Regions from separate parts of the Mus musculus genome. Here region 2 is linked to region 1. The links are chromatin contacts, found by Hi-C or POLR2A ChIA-PET in ENCODE. All regions are on one chromosome and are shown on one strand. The core of a region is the stretch at or near the end of the contact, and the rest is flanking DNA. Distances in the headings are between cores, read along the strand shown. Region 1 overlaps Gm32659 (a long non-coding RNA gene). Region 2 holds the start of Snap25 (synaptosomal-associated protein 25).

What was found. A loop is a pair of places that touch in the nucleus more often than their neighbours do. ChIA-PET counts read pairs that join two places held with the same protein, here RNA polymerase II (POLR2A).
Region 2: a loop to region 1 is called in a map of left cerebral cortex, with 7 times the contacts of the local background. The contact joins the promoter of Snap25 here to the enhancer-like site in region 1. A Hi-C loop is called at or near these places in 7 of 37 maps with a recorded cell type or tissue (heart and left cerebral cortex). POLR2A ChIA-PET finds 5 or more read pairs at or near these places in 2 of 5 experiments (both embryonic stem cell).

Annotation. Positions count from the first base shown.
Region 1 is chr2:136,675,440-136,680,573 of GRCm38, reverse strand. The region is part of intron 2 of Gm32659 (a long non-coding RNA gene); the gene reads left to right. Among named protein-coding and RNA genes, the nearest start is that of Snap25, 35 kb to the left of the region's middle. Within about 2 kb of position 1,898, at least 1 of the 3 ENCODE cell types and tissues checked has a DNase peak (open chromatin) inside an H3K27ac peak, as active enhancers do; it is heart, where a contact is called at or near this core.
Region 2 is chr2:136,711,836-136,716,996 of GRCm38, reverse strand. It overlaps Snap25 (synaptosomal-associated protein 25), which reads right to left and starts at 3,547. Exons shown (of 8, transcript NM_011428.3): 1 at 3,397-3,547. It overlaps Gm32659 (a long non-coding RNA gene), which reads left to right and starts at 2,659. Exons shown (of 3, transcript XR_375013.3): 1 at 2,659-3,124.

The sequences.
Region 1 (5,134 bases), core at 649-3,148:
ATTATTTTAACCCAAGCGGTTCTAACACACAGCCAAAGCAGAGATTTACTTGTAAATTGGGACTACTGATAACTAATTATGCCTTAGCCCTGGTGGACCTGGCAATATTATAGGTTACTTTAAAGAGTAGTTTCCTATTCTGAGGGAAGTCACAGGTGAGTGTGGTTCAGATGTTGTAGGAGTGTAGACTCAGGTAGGCAGGCAGCAAGGTTAATTGCCCCAAATCTAACGTGTATTAGCAACCACCTCCGGTGAACACAAACTGCCAGCCTCCATGGCAACTTTTCAAGTTCAATTTTGAAGAACTTTTGTTCCTGAAAGCTGAAGGACACACAATGACACCCTCAATTACAGGCTAAATGGAACAGATTAGCTTTGGTGGTCAGAGGCTGCATCCCCCACCCCACCCCCTCCCGTGCCCACTTTAAATGGTCAGAGTTTCCGGAAGGGAGGATCTTTCTGCCTGTGGGGCTCCAGCCTGGCCATTGGAGGGGGTGGAGCGTCCCGGGTCTGCTGCTGCGAGGTGGTGGAGTGTTGTTTTCTCTTAGCTGGTTGGAGGACTGGATTCTCCTCATCTCTAAGAGGGAAAGTTCTGGCCAATCACAAGAAGCCAACTGGAGACTGCGAAAGTGGGGATGAGATGGCAAAAATCTGTTCTTGTTGCCGCAGGAGACGCACCTCTTTCGGTGCGCATAGATGCCCCAGAAACTTGTCAAGCTGCGGCTGGCAGCTGTGACAGTCTCGGCGTGCGTGGGGAGGGAGGTTGTTTAGCTGCGGCTGCTTGGGGCTTGGCACTCAGAATTCACTGTTTTCCCGACTGAAGTTGAACTCTGGGCCTGGAGTGGGGCCGGGGCTTCTATTAGAATTTTAATATGGGAGAAATGAAGTGAAGAGCTAAGGAAAGGCAAAGGGGAAAAACATGGGGCGGAAACTCCACCCCATCTCTTTGATTCTTGCCCACATCCCTCACCGAATCTGTTTCCTAACCTGTAAAATGGGCACTTAAATGCTTTCGGAGACTCTTACTGGCTCTAGATTTGCAGGTTATGGTAGAGAAGCAGGCAAGAGCCACTAGTCTGTTTGCCTTACAATCAAGTGGTATTTTGAGGACAGCATTTTGAGCCTTCTCATATTTTATGAGCAAAAGACGCAAAAGACTTTCCCCCAACCCCGAGAACCTTGGCTTTGATTTCAGTAACATAAATCTTGGGAGGACCCCCACTGCTACAGAGGGCTTTAGTTTCTATACAACCGAAGGGTGGGCTTCGGCACTGCAAATTAGGAATGCCCCACCCCCGCTTACTCCTGCTTGTTTTATTTTGTTTTGTTTTGTTTTGTTAGGTTTTGTCTTTCTGATCTTCTCCCGCCCTCTGCTCTCCCCTTCCCTTCCTCTTCTCCCCACTCCTTCCTCTTAGTGTTGTTTACTGATCTCCCAAATTCTGATGACGCTCTGGGCACCTCGCCAAACGCGAGGGCCCCCGAATCCACCCGGGGGTGGCATAGAAGTCTCTGGTCTAAGGCGAATCTCCGCGGGGCAGATGTAGGACTAACAAATAGTGACAGGGCAGTGAGTGTGCAGTGCCCCGAGGCCCCCGCGGAAATGAGCACAGGCTGTTTGGAAAGCCGGAGGGACCCCTGACCCAGGGGATGCCGCATCTCGCCCCCGCCGCAGCCTGCAAGGGCGGGGGTTGAGGCTCCAGCGCCCCGCAGCCGCAGTGACTCAGGAGGCCTCCCGCCCGCGTTCCTCCGCCACCCGCTCACTGCGGCACCGGGGACACGGTTCCTCCGCCCACAGCCTGCACCGCGTCCCCGGCGCCCTCCCCGCCGGCTTGCCCGGGCTGTGCCACCCCCACTTTCTGTCCGCAGAGGCGGCTACGCAGGAGGGGAGGAGGGTGTTTGCTCCTAGATTGTTCTGCACTGGGAGAGCTGCGGGAGGGAAAAGGGGAGACAGGACCATTGGAATGACTCAGGGTTTTTTGAAGCAGCTAAGCCATAACAGAGGCCTCACTCCAGGATCGGGGAAAGCCAGCAAGAGTCCTTAGAAGTTTCTGGCCTTAAAAACAGCTTCCTACCCAGACTCCCAGCTTGAATTCTGCAGGAGCGTAGAAATGCACTCATAATTTAAAGCTCTAAGAATATCTGTATTACTTAGAAAAAGGGAAATAGGGTCTGGAGGCCTCGAATATCCTCAAAATAACCATTCTGCTGGTTCCCAGTCCATCTTTGGAAGGTAGTTACAGCTAGGATCCTATCAGTATTAACTAACCAAAAGACACATCTTAGGATAGCTCCCACCTCCAGGAGCCATAGACTCTCCTGCTAAGATAGAGCTAGAGGGACCCTTCTCCCTCCTGAGTCACTGTGGCAGCAGATTGAAGAGGCCCCTCGGGGCCTCGATGTGCTTTTGCTTCAAGCTAGATGGTCAGTGACATGTTTCATAAAGGACCCGGTTCTAAGTCCTGCCTCACAGAGAGGCAGTGGGAAGCTCTCTGTTTCTCTAGGCCATACCAGCTCGATTCCCCCAAAAGAAGAGAGCTGTCATTTCTCCATACATCAGTCAAGATTCTGGAAGCAAAGAAAGACCATTGTTTACCGCATATCTTCCTGTCCAAAGTCGGTGCTAAGCTGAGAGGACCCTCCATGATCGCCACCTGCCATGTCTCACCCTCTGGTCTCTATGTGCCCTTACTTTAGTCTAGTCATGCTGTTTCTGTTTTTTAAACTCCCCGCTGATCATCTATCTCTGCCTCTGGGTCTTCGGGCATGCTGGATGGCCCCTCCACAGGTAAAGTGCCCCCCACCCCCATGCCTCAAAGGCCATCCTACCCAAAATAGATCCTGTCTATCACAGCTGTGCTGAGTTTTCCCCTTTTGCATTTACTTCATTATGCATTATTGTTCTGTAAATAGAACATCTCCTCTAAAGAATGAGTTCCTTGGGATCTAGGGCTTTATCTTGTGAATTGTTCTAGTGCCCATGGCTGGCACATTGTAAGTGTTTGATGAATATGTAAAGAAAGAAGAAGACCAGGCCATGAGCTTGCTCAACTTCATAAGTTAATGACCTTTCCTCAGAATATCTGTTGTCTCCCACTCAAACTGGTTGGCTAGAAATGATCTTGAACTGACGTCAGATTACACCATGACCTATGAACAAGCTGGACACCTAAGTAAGATGTAGATTTTAGTATTTCCCCGATCTCTCTGTAAGCTGAAATACCCCATTACTTTGGAATGTAAATATTTTAAAGCTGTTATTCAAATAGATGTCGGCATGCTCACAGTATAGCCAGTGTTATCTCTATATTTTTGTACTTCTCAAGGCTTGGAGGGATGCCAACATTTATAAAGCGTATGGACTTCTTACTGTAGCTCATTCAGCCCACTAAGTTATTGTAGTCAACTGGTCAACTGCCAGTCGACAACAGAATCCTAAGGTCTGTACTGGCATGCTGCAATGTGATTGCCACTCATCTGAGCAAGAGCCATCGTGGTAGTCATTTCTCTTCCAGCCAGTTGGTAGCCATACCAGCTCGTTCCTTTTCTTAGCAATTTTCTTCTCTATGGTTGAATCATATAAAGATTCTTATAAAGAATCGCTGCAACACTAGTGCTTTTAAAAATAGCACTATGTGAAAAAAAAATAACAGCAAAATTGGATTTAAGTCTTGGCTGCTTTATACACCAGCAGGGGTCACTTCTTTTTATTCTGAGCCCTCATATGAGCAGTTAGTGTCCCTTCTGCCTCCTGAGACCACCACTGTGAGGGTCAGATGAATTAGTGCAGAATAAAGTGCTTTGTAAGTGTCAGCACTGGGTGGGTACTCCAGCAACCAGCATGCTGCGATTAAAGAGAAGGGGGGAGGAGGGAGGGAGGGAGGGGGAGAGAGAGAAACAGAGAGGGGGGAGGGAGGCAGAGAGTGAGTGAGGGAGGGAGGGAGGGAGAGAAAGAGACAGACAGACAGACAGACAGACAGGTGTTTATCTGTGTAAAACACTTGAGAACTAAAGCCCCACCTTTCTGAGGGCTGGGAGCTGTGTATAAGCACAGTCAGTCCACTGATGGTTATTAAGAAAGGGACTCCGAACCAAATGGAAAATCTATAGGCATCAAGAGTTAAGTCTGGAATGAGCTGTGCCAGAGATGAAAGAGGAAGTGAGATCAGAGACCACACTGGGGGTGTTGTGATGTCTGAACCATAGGTCTGGAGCAAGAGCAGGTTGGAGGAGGCAGACAGAAGGCTTTGATCCAACTGAGATGAAATAGAGTAGAAAGGCATATGGGTAGGTAGAGCAGGGGCTGGTTACTCAGTCAATGTCTTATTTCTTCACCCAGTACTTGCCGGACATGATAGTTCTCTACCTCCTTCAGGAAGGTTTCCAGAGAACAACCCTTTTTTATAAGAGTATAGGTATCTGGACATTCTTCCCCTATCCTAGCTTAGTTGTTGCTTTCAAGAACTGAGGGATTTGAACCAGTGAACCACCCAGAAAGTCCTGTAAGTCTTGCTTGGATAAGTTTGTTGCTCATTTTTTGGCGGGCAAAAGAACTGGGTTTTCTTTTTGGAAATTATGGTACAGTCATTGAAGCTGAAATGGCAATCTTGCCCTGTACTGAATCTAAACCTTTTACCATCAGTATATCAAGTACCCATTCAATGTCTTCTACCAGGTGGCTGCATTGTCTTTCTTCATTAACAGTCCTCTAGGAGATGGACATCTTGTCATTTATAGCATATCCAGCTTCAGGCCACTATGCAAAAAAGCATGTGAGAAATGTCTAGTAACAGTGTGTTTTCCATAACCGGATAACATATAAAATATCTGTTGAATATTCAGTATTTTTAATCACACCTTTAGGGTTCGCTCTGTATGTTACACTGTTATGTTTTAATGGTTGTCACTTCTTTCCCCTTAGTTTTCCTTCCTGTCCTAATAATAGGCTTTCATAATTCTGTGGTGATTCTGATTCTGACATTGAACACCCCAATAATCTGTAACTTAGAGAAGAGTTTGGGGCCCATGAAAATGTCATAATCACAACAAAGGGCAGACTTTACTTGCAATTGAATTATAGTCAAGAAGATGAAAGAAAATTAGTGACAATATCAGTTCGCTATTGCTGTTTAACAAA
Region 2 (5,161 bases), core at 2,298-4,797, 35 kb before region 1:
TGTCTCCAAATGGCTAGACATTTGCAGGATTCACTGAAGAAAGATAGCCTGGCTTACATAACTTGAAGTTGTTTACTTAGCAGGCCGTTCTAATTTCTTTTCAACCTTTCCAGGCTAGCTCAAGACCTATGTCTACTTTGATTTTGCCCTGTCTGAAACCCTATCCTTACCACCGCTCACATTTACTTACAAATGAATTACTTACAATCTCATAATTTTTCCTTGTTTTATTGGTTTTTAACTTTGGATTTGTGTGATAAGTTTTATTACTTATTATTTCTATTAAGATTACTAGATTCTAAACTTACTGAGGTCAAAAACCATATAACCATGAAATGTTATATCCCCTGTGGGGTTGATTTATGTATCTGGTGCTTTCTGACTGATCAATATCTTCCTATTAGGTTGGTGCCTGCTGGCAAGGGATGACATTGCAGAATGTATCCAGTGCTGAGGCCAAACCCATTATTTTTCCTGCTTTTCTAGTACTGTAACGCAATCTCATAATGTAAGAAGCATTGCTTATTGATAGTGCATCATTTAAAAGTCAGGATTTTCTTTTGTTTCCTCCTTCAATCTCTTTATTACATTGTTTTTATTTCTACAATGGTCAAAGCCAACAGTTCTCCTGAAGGCCAGCTGCTATGCAGTTGCTAGGCGTCATTGGAGGAGAAATCAATTGTTCAGCTGATAACCTTTACTGCAGGGTTAACTTTAGAGTTTAGGAATATCATCTAACAAATTAAGGGACAGCTTGCCTTAGAGCTGTGAAAGCTTTATAAAGTAAAGGTTAAATTATCAATTCTAGGGATATTGCACCATGAAAAGATTGTAGAAATTGTACATTATTTTGTGCTGAGAATGCTAAATGTGGAAAACAACAATAAACAAACAAGCAGGTTCCATCCCACCATCTGCAGGAATGTTTCCTGGATTCTCCATATGCCTCTCTGCTCCCACCTCCTTCATCACATTGTCCTGGATTTTTAAAACGAAGAAAAACCATCTTATTATTTTTCCTTCTGAAGATTTTCCATGACAAAAATGTTAAATCTACGTCACAGGTACATTTCTTTTTATTTTCTCAGCTAACTTTCCTATATATTCAGCTATATAAATACTCATATTGCCTCTTTTTCCCACCTCGGCACCTTAGCCAGCTTTACTGCAATGCTATGCCCCCTTCCTTCATCTTCCACTATCCAGCAAACCTAGCAGTAATTACTAACGTTCAAGCACATAATTCAGGCAGCATTAGGCTTTGCATTTGACGCAACTGCGCAGAACTGTCTGGATTTGCACTATAACAGCAAAGCATTTAAATAAGACTCCTCCCCATACTCCCCCCCCCCTCCACCTCCCATCAATGAAACGTAGTTGTTTATTATATCTGAAGATTTCAGAGTTATAAACTCCCATGCAGCTAAATAATCTGGAATGAATTTCCACTGAGATCAACTTACATCTACACACAATAATATGCCAGCATATACATACATGGAAACACATGATTTTTATAAAGAGAACCCACAAATAAATAGCTGGGGATAAAATAACTCTTTTTAATAGAGAATTTTAGTATCTTTGGGAGACAGATGATTGGAGTTATAACTAAATGAACACAATTCAAGACCTTTGGGAGGAGGTCTTTAAAAGGGTTCATGCTAGCATGTCTTTAATGCATTATATACATCCTTATATATGAAGCTGTTATTCTCATTTAACAACTGTGGAAAGCATATCATTTTAGTCTTGATACATTCATGACAATTATGAGACTCTAAATCAAACAGATATTTATCATCATGACAATTTTTGCTCATGCGGAGTCTCTAAGCCTCAGAGAAGAAAATAGTTATCATGACCTCAGCAAAATCCTGCAGTGCCATAATAGAAATTGCAGTGAATCTTGGGGGTCAGATTCCTGCTTCAGCCGATTCATAACCCTGAAGGACATGTTTAACTTCTCCCAAGGATGACCATTCTTAACGTCAACATCTACAGCAATCAATCTGCCATATCCAATGTTAATATGAAATGCACTAACTCCAAAACCACAGCCAAAGATATTGAAATTTTTCTTTTGGCTGTGTATGCTTGTTTCTACCTAGTTTTAAGAATAAAGGAAAAGTGACAAAGGGATTTATTCCAGAAACTAGTTCAGATAACCCATATTAAAAAAAAACACAGGGAAGGAACTGTCCTATAAATAGATAGTACTAGCATCATCTTATAAGCCCACTGGAGCCCACCTAATATCAACGGATATATCTACCCTGTGTTAAATACAAAAAATTACAGTATATATGTCGTAATGGAGGATAAGTGACCGTTTTTAAAAGTATGGTTTTGTTTTGTTTTGTTGTTTTGTTTTTGTCTAAACCAAGGCACAGGAAGAAATACAGAAGGCTTCTACAAGTAGTCTGCTTTTTCTTGAAGCTACGTGGGAAGTGAGGAAGAGAGCAGGCAATTGTCTGTAAATAAATCCCTGCTGACAGGATTTATTCTTCTGTCTTTCTTTTAATCTACTATGCGAGCTCTATTAAGACTTTCTATAAGACCTGGATCTCAGAGAGAAAATTTGGCCTCTAGTCCCAGCCAGGCATCTCTGCAGCAGGTAATGCGGCGCTGCAGCCGGATCGCTGTCCGCGGTGCTGAAAGGTCAGGGCGCCGACGCGGGCGCCGAGCACTCCTGTCCAGGGTGCTGAGCTCCCGCCATCGCACCCCCACTAGTCTAGCCCACCGCACCAAACCTCCAGAGCTCTCCCACTTTGCAGCACATGCTCGCCTGTAGCTGACTTGGGGCAGGCGGCATAAATCAAGTCTGTGGGGCATGGAGGCTGCTGCCGCTGCCGCTGCCGCAGCTCAGCTTGCCCAGGGAGGGAACTGCCCCCCTTCTCCTTTCGCCTCCCCAGCGCCCACACCCTGCCTTCTCATCTCCCTTGGGTAGCAGTGCCCTAAACACTACAGTCATAATCATAGGGTTGGAACGAACTACAAGATCGTGTTTTGCTTTTAAATTTTAGACTACAGGTAGAAAAAAAACCCCACAATCCTAATAACCTAAACATATCTCAAAACTGCATCGCAAGATGGAAGAGGGTCCCACGGCTGCTTCAAAAGAGTAAGTTATTATTCTGTACACATCCTCGCTATTTCTTCCCACCACTCCATCTGTAGTGTCCCCATTCACTCCTTCTCCAAACAGCTCACCTCGAAAATACTTTTATGCAGCCCCAGGCGAGAGTCTAGGTAGATATGCACACAGGGAATACCGCACCCTAAGTGCACCAATACTTGTATTTACCCAGGCTCACTTGGGCTGCCAGCTGCAGTCCCTTCTGTGTATGCAGCCATACAGGGCTAGGACCTGGATCGGGGGAGGGGGCTCTTTACCTTGTCTTCTCCGGAGGATGCTGTCCGCTGATCCCTGCAGGTAGCAAGAGTGGAGGAGCCGCCGGGTAGGGAGGGAAGGAAAGACAGCTCCAGACCTCCCCGAGGTTTCTTCTTCAATGCAACGTGAGCTCTGCCCTCATCAAAGATGGCCGTTCCTTTGACGTCAGCAGCTTTTAATAGCCGGCTCCTCGAGGGGCGGGGAGGAAGTGTGATGGGGGAGGGCGGAGGGAGGAAGGTGGCTGGGGGCGGTAGGGGAGGAGCCGGGAGGTGCGGAGCGCTTGACTCAGCTCCCTGAGCGCTTTGCAGCAACCCTTTTTATTTCAATCTTTTATAAACACCCAAATGGAGCGATTCTTTTGACTCCATTTTAGCACCGTCTTGGGAAATACATATTTCTTGCGACTGTTTTCCTGATGGCCTATGCGTTTGCTTACGTGTGCATGCATATGTGAATATATGTATGTAAATACGTGTGTTTGGAATGTATATACAATTATAATAATGTAAACATATACATATTTATATGTAAAACGTTCCCCTGATGATTTGTCTTTGGTTGAGTCACAGACACGAGAGGAAGGTAAAGGAATAGAAGGGTAATGATGTGAGGGATTGGCATAGATTTCTGTTGTGATTTATTTTCTCCAGAGAAGAGGGTCCGAAGAGGCATTCCCCTCAGCTCTCGCTCTCACCAGCTCCTTTCGTGACCAGGTTACTCACATTGCTATTTTTATGAAAATTATTGTATTAAAGCAGCATTGCAGGTTTAGAGTTCTCATTTAATCATGGCCAGTTTGGGAAAGGCTCACACTTTCTTTTAAAGTACGTCAGAGCAATTATCACCGAGATAACACCTGAGTTGGGGAAAGGGAGAGGGAAGCTAGTTAGCCCTATTAGCTTGGGTTTGCAGGGCTAGGGCTTTGAGTTGCGAGTTGTTTGCCCGGGGCTTATAGATGACTCTGTGGCGGGTTGAATTTGCAGTCTGGGCCTAGAGCGGTATTCGGGTTTCTTAGAACGTGTCCAGACATCCGGGGGTGGGGGTGGGGGGAAGGTGGCTAGGACAGTACTGAAATCTGGAGGGTCACTCATTGCACAAGCACTTTCAGTGGCCGACCCTCTGAACCTCTGGGTCTGGTATGAGCAAGAATGTCTACTTCTGCTGGTTCAGATGAAAGATTAGAAGTAATAACCACACAATATAATCCTGTCTTTGCTTGTCGTGCGTCAGGAGCAGTCAGGAGCTGGGTAGGGCAGGCGGCGATATGCAAATAGTTCGGTGGTGCAGCCTCTAGATGATTCACAGGTGTTGGGGAGGTTGTCCGGGTTCTAGGCAGGGAGGGAGAGCTGGGGAGCGCGTGGGAGGTGGGGGACCTCGTCTCAGGAACTGTTTGTACTTTTCCGCGGAGGATGCGATTAGAAGTCGTGCCTCGCAATCTTAAAACTTGATGGCCTCTTGGGCGATGGAAAATCCTTTTCTCTTAGAAACACACACGCGCACACACACACACACACACACACACACACACACACACACACACACTTAAAACTGGATCTGAAAAGCAACGCGTAAACGCCCCCCGCCCCGGTCTCGATAACACACACACACACACACACACACACACACACACACACACACACCACGCTTGCTGGTTTTAAAGGCAAGCTTAGGTAATAAAGCTTTTAATTGTAGGCGAAGACAGACGGGGAGCTGAGGGAGGAGGGGGTTGGGTGGATGTACATAGGAGAGGAGCAGAATTTCCTTTTT